Linked DNA regions of Homo sapiens: region 2 is linked to region 1. Evidence: chromatin loops called from intact Hi-C (ENCODE). Cell type or tissue: GM12878. All regions are shown on one strand. Links, peaks and the distances in the headings refer to the core of each region. The heading gives the core; the rest is flanking DNA. Region 1 has its middle 100 kb from the start of HGF. Region 2 has its middle 23 kb from the start of HGF.

Region 1 (2,933 bases), core at 166-2,665:
CAACAATAGTCGCTTATGAATTGGATAGAGAGTGTGAGTGAAATAAGAGTCAAGAATGACTACAGCTGTTTTGCTTTGATCAGTGGAAAGAATGGATTCACCATTAATTGAGATGACCTTTGAATTATTTCAAAGGAATATAGAATACTCCTTTTACAATCCATACACAACTTAATTCTTCTCAAGAAACATGGTATTTATCGTTAATCTCTTGCAAAATATCCAGCAGGTCCTCCAATAATGTCATTTCATTCAGTGTTGTTTTGTTGTAGCATTGATGAGAAAATTGAAATCAATTTCAGGTGGGAGCCACTGTCTTGTGTGGTTTGCAGTCACCTCGTGTCTGTGTGGGTTTTCTCCAGGTACTCCAGTTTCCTCTCGTATCCCCAAGGGGTACATGTTAGGTTAATTGGGGTGTCTCAGTTATCCCAGTATGGTGACTGTGGGTGTGGGCATGAGTGCTCCCTTGAGGGATGGTGTCCTGTTCAAGGCTTGTTCCCACTTTGCACCTCGAGCTGCCAGGACAGGCTCTGGCTACCCACAGTCCTGAACTAGAATAACTGAGTAAATTACCTTACTTGTTTACACTAATCTTTCTTAAAGGTAGGTATAGCTCACATTTATCTCGATGTTTATTATTAGAAGTCTTTTGGTCTTTAGTTAGAGATTTGGTCATGTTTTTATGACCAGTAATGTGTGGTAGGAACTAAGCTCTTGTTTGTGTCAACCAGCCTATGGTAAAATTAGTTTTGTTATATGTTGTTTCACTTGAAGTCGCAGTTTTCAAGAACATATCTACAACTCTAAGTGAGGACTTGCTGTGCAAATGTGTTATGTATCATTTTGTTACTTTATGAGGACCCTCTAAATAGCAAACTAGTTGACATTTTCACAACTTACTCATTTTAAAAGTACACGGAGGGGGTGATGGGCACACCAAAATCTCAGAAATTACCACTAAAGAACTTATCCAGGTAACAAAAACCCACCTGTTCCCCAAAAACTATAGAAAGGAAAAACAAGAAAAGTACACAGGGTTTTTATATTATTTTCATAATACAATGTAAACCAAAAAGAATTGTTTGATAGCCACTCAGCCTTTAGACTCATTCATCAAAAACAAAAACAAACAAACAAAAAAAAAAACAAAAAAACACATTTCCGAGGAATGGCTGGGACCCTGAACATCATAAAACATACCATCAAGAGTACTTTTTAAAAATTCTTAGTTCGTGTGGTTAGGTCACTGACGTCAAAGCAATGATGTGTCTCACAAGAACAGATGTAAGTTTTCAGATATTTCATAATTGAAATGCATTGTTTTCTCAGTGTTTCAGTTTACAGTAATCAGAATCTGATGTCTATTTTAAAGAACCTGAAACTATTGCTATAAATGGCCCTACAATTTGCATAAAATATCAATGAATTGATGAGGTTAAGGTTCTCTATTTTCTTTTTAAAAAGTTAATTGAACTTAAAAACAACTTTATTAAATATTTATGTAGAGGTAAGTAAGTTAAATGATAAACAAACACTCTCATTCTCCACACATGGATTCATCAAAGTAAAACATGAATGTTGCCTTTAATGCCTCTTAATGCATGCTTTGTTTTGGCTATTTCCATCTGTATAGTTTTGTTTTAGAGAAATACTTAATGACAGGCAACTGAAAGACTAACTTTTTCATATGTCTTTAAAATTTCAAATGTAAAAGTGACACAGGAAGAGGACATCTAAGTGCCAGAAATAAGTGCCAGAGTAAATCTGAGTGCCAGAGTAAAAATCACCATTCCAACCATCACAAAAACATAATGTTTTATTAGGGCTTTAGAATGTAATGCATTTTTGTTGGAAATGTATTAATTTATGTAATTCTTACAATGATCCTATATGGGCCTATCTAATTAATAAGTGTGTATGGAACATCATGACTCAGATTATTATCTATTACATATAATCTATTAAAACAAATCTTCATTTTTACTACATATTCATATCTCTCTAGATATAAAGCTGATAGACCAGCTTTGGATAGATCCTCTGAACTATGCTATCTCACCTAAGAACTGAGTATAAAATGGTAACTTCTTGTTGCTTATTAACCAATACTTATTTAAAAATACAGTCATCAGTACTTCTTATAATGGTATCTGCACATACACTTTATGAATAATAATAGAATTTAATATACAATGAAATCTTGCTAACCTAGGAAGATATAAAAAGCAGATGTGAATGAATAAACGATTTAAATTGCCATTTTAATACAGTTGGTCTCAATAAGCAGCATTTTTAAAACCACATTCATGGGTTCTATAATCAGGTATATTATTAAAATATATATTTATAATTATTATTTACATATAGGTAGAACTCTGTTTTTCAAACTTTTCTGCCCCATTTTGTTGGCACTATTAATTTGCATTGAGTTTTTTTAAGTTTATCAGAAGTTAATTTAAATCTGGTTATCAAATTTTCAGTCTAAATTGATGGAATCTAAATTAATACCAGAAACTTGTTCTCAAGTGTCCTAATTCCATTCCTAACCATCCAGTCTTATTCATAATAACTTTATATCTCTCTTCAATCTATAGATTTATTTTCATATTTATCATATTACCACACACATTAGTCTTTTTACATCCAGTCTTGAATTGCTCTAAGTGCTTCTGCATACTGCAAAGATGTCTCTGAAATCCAAATCTGATGCATTAATTTGTTTTAACCCCTCGGGGATTCCTATTATTCCAAAGATAATATCCAATATCCTTAGTAGAGCTTTAAGGCCCTTTATCTTCTGGCCTCTGTTTATCTTTGCTCCTCATCTGCCCCAAGCTTTCTAACTCCTAGACTCTAAACCCCAATCAAAATCAAAACAAACCCCTCTATTTTTTGCCTCAGTCATACTGACTTCCTTGAACATCTTGCACTTA
Region 2 (2,933 bases), core at 326-2,825, 81 kb before region 1:
ATTTCTCATAAGTCCTAAGAAGCTCATGATATACTTACTTACCTCTTTTGGATTTCTTTCTACAAGTGCCCAGCCTTTGCAGTCAGCTTTTGAGGGTTTAAATTCTGGTTCGACCACTTAATTGCCAAGACCTATTAGCAAGCTATTTACCGTCTCCTCATGTCATTTTCTGCATCTATAAAATGATGATTGATAATACTCATATATACCTTATATGGTTGTTTTAAAAGTTAAATAAAATAATGCATACTCGATACAGTGCCTGGCACTCAACACATTTGAACTATTATTATTATTATCAGTATTATAATTATTTTCTCAGGAAAGATTTACTGAGTGGAATTCTGTTAAATAAAAATTAGAATAAGTCTGTTCCACATTCTTTCCCAAGGAGAAAAATGGAAAGTTTTCAGAATGTCACCCATTCACAAGAATGTGTTGCCAAAGCCAAATGGGAGGGAACTAGAAAATCCTGAATGGAACTGGCTAAGCAGAAAGTATTAATATATTAGACTAAACAACAAGCCGGGTGATGTAGGGGAATAAGGCGTTAATATGAAAGCATTGGCTTGGAAATTCCTGGTTACCCATGGTCAAGTTGGATGAGCAGAAAGTGATGCAGCCCAGCTGCCTCCCTCACCACTGCTCCTCCCATGTTGCAAGCACTCTCTTAGGAGAGGCTTCATATCAGCAGCATTTAGTCTTACCTTTAGGTATTCTGTTCCATTTTATGACTAAATCTAAATCATTTCCTAAAATCTTCAGTGGGCTTCGTAAGTGAATTATCGGTGGCAGAATTTAACTGGTCTAGAAACGAGTGCAGAATCTGGGTGTTTTTAGAGACACAGATGCAGGGCTACTCTCAGTACAGAGACTAGACCATTAGTTCCGTTGTGTGCTTTATTTTGGCAACAAAGCAGTGAACTGTGAAACACTGAGCAAAACTTCAGATTGCTACCAAACAGAGAACGTCGTGATTTACAAAATGAAACATTTCATAGATAGTATGCGCAGTGAAGCCTCTTAAAAGGATTCCTCCTTTTAATCATGTTTAATATTTTATTCTTGTCGATTTTTCTAATTTACTTGACATTCTCTCAGCACTCTCGTTAACTACAAATTGTTGGCCATTGGTCTGACATCATCTTCTCTGATTTCCCAATACTCCTCTATGGTAATTGGGGTTTTTACAATGAGCCATCACATGGTTTTATCTGGTAAGTGTCTGTCTCTCTCACTTTAGGCTCCTAGCACGTTGAGGGCAAGGACTTTATTAATCAGCCATGTAATTTTAGTTCAAGGCACACACTAGATGAACAAAATATTAATGTTGAATATACAAATGCTAAATATTTTGTTAATAAAGTTTTGGGATTTTTTTTTTTTTTTTTTAGTATTTCTACTAATTCTCAGGCCTAGGCTTTAGAACTCTTCCAAGTTACTTTCTTAAATTCAGAGGTTTATTCAACATCTATCCCATTTCCAGAAAGCCCATTAACAATGTCCTTAATATGGTTCACCAATAATCTGCTTGCATACAATATTCTGAGTTGTATTCCCTTGTCTGCAAATAGGAATAATTATATCTATTTCTCAGATAATATATTAAAACAAACAAACATGAAACAAAAAAGGAAAGACCAAAAATTCAGGGCAGTAATTAGCTTTTACAAATGCAGAAGTTATTTTTGGCACTAAGGACTAACAGCAAGACAAGCAATCATCTTTGAGAGAGTGCTCACTGAAAGACCACTCCCAGGAGGGAAGATTTGTTGACCATATTTGAACAAACTCATTCTTTTTTTTTGTGGAAAGCTCTAAACCTACCTTTCAGTAAACAATCCACTGAATATGTTAATGAAGATGCCATATAGTAATCTTGCAAAGGACGAAAATAGGTATTTATATATCCAAAAATTTTCAATGGCTAATAATTACCTCAGGCTTACATCATTCAAGATACTACATTAGGTGACCAACAGTTTACTCTAGATTTGGCTGTTTCTCCATTTAGTGTAATTAATTCTGGATTAAACGTCTCCTCTTCTAAAACAATATCCTCTCATTAAGAAGTAGACTGAATATTGTAGATTCTGTGTTTTGAAATGCATTTATTTCCAAGAGAATAATATCATTTGTTTCTAAATATTCTTTGGCTTAATATAATTATTTGATCCTATATAAAATAGAGATAGATATATAAATTTCTCTGTATTGATTGCAGATATATATACATATATATGCTTTCTACATCAAAATGCACAAAATCATTTAAAATTTTCAGATTTATATGCCAACATATTTAGCCATGCCTGTAAGATCCTTTCTGTAATCTGTACTAATTTAAAAGAACTTTAAAATATACATGTTGACAGATTTTATTTTGAGACATGGTCTCCCTTTGTCACCTAGGCCAGAGTACAGTGGCACAATCTTGGCTCATTGCAGCCTCGACCTCCCAGGTTGAAGTGATTTTCCTGCCTCAGCTCCTCAAGTAGCCGGGATTACAGGAAAAGGCCACCACAATTGGCTACTTTTTGTTTGTTTGTTTGTTTGTTTTGTAGAGATGATGTTTTACCATGTTGCCCAGGCTGGTCTCGAATTCCTAAACTCAAGCAATCCACCCATATCGGTTTCCCTAGTGCTGGGATTACAGGCATGAGTCACTGCACCGGGCCAACAGATAGTTTTTTTAAAAAACCGAATTCCCTGATAAACCTTAATCTCCCTAAGTAGCGCCTTAATAAATTTCACATCTTTGTTGTGTAAAAATGCAAAGACTTTCAGGTGAATTTTCAAGTATAATGCAGATTGTCCAGTGAAGTTCATGAGATGCTACAAATGATAAAAGATTTTTATTTAAATTGATCTCAATGAAAATGTAGATGTAGCTTAGAAAATAGTCAAGATGCAATACAAAATAGAAAACTGAA

The links. A loop is a pair of places that touch in the nucleus more often than their neighbours do. Peaks named below come from ENCODE experiments on the same cell type or tissue, not always from the same donor. Only the 100,000 strongest peaks of a DNase experiment are listed, where the experiment ranks them.
Region 2: it touches region 1 in a loop (2.2-fold over the local background); 1 of 110 quality-filtered maps calls a loop at or near these places.

The regions. Positions count from the first base shown.
Region 1 is chr7:81,872,447-81,875,379 of GRCh38, forward strand. No RefSeq gene overlaps it. Among named protein-coding and RNA genes, the nearest start is that of HGF, 100 kb to the left of the region's middle. In GM12878, for the core only: no CTCF peak of the experiment used is centred there; DNase peaks (open chromatin) are centred at 565, 575, 1,255 and 1,606; H3K27ac peaks cover 1,807 bases.
Region 2 is chr7:81,791,156-81,794,088 of GRCh38, forward strand. No RefSeq gene overlaps it. Among named protein-coding and RNA genes, the nearest start is that of HGF, 23 kb to the left of the region's middle. In GM12878, for the core only: no CTCF peak of the experiment used is centred there; no DNase peak of the experiment used is centred there.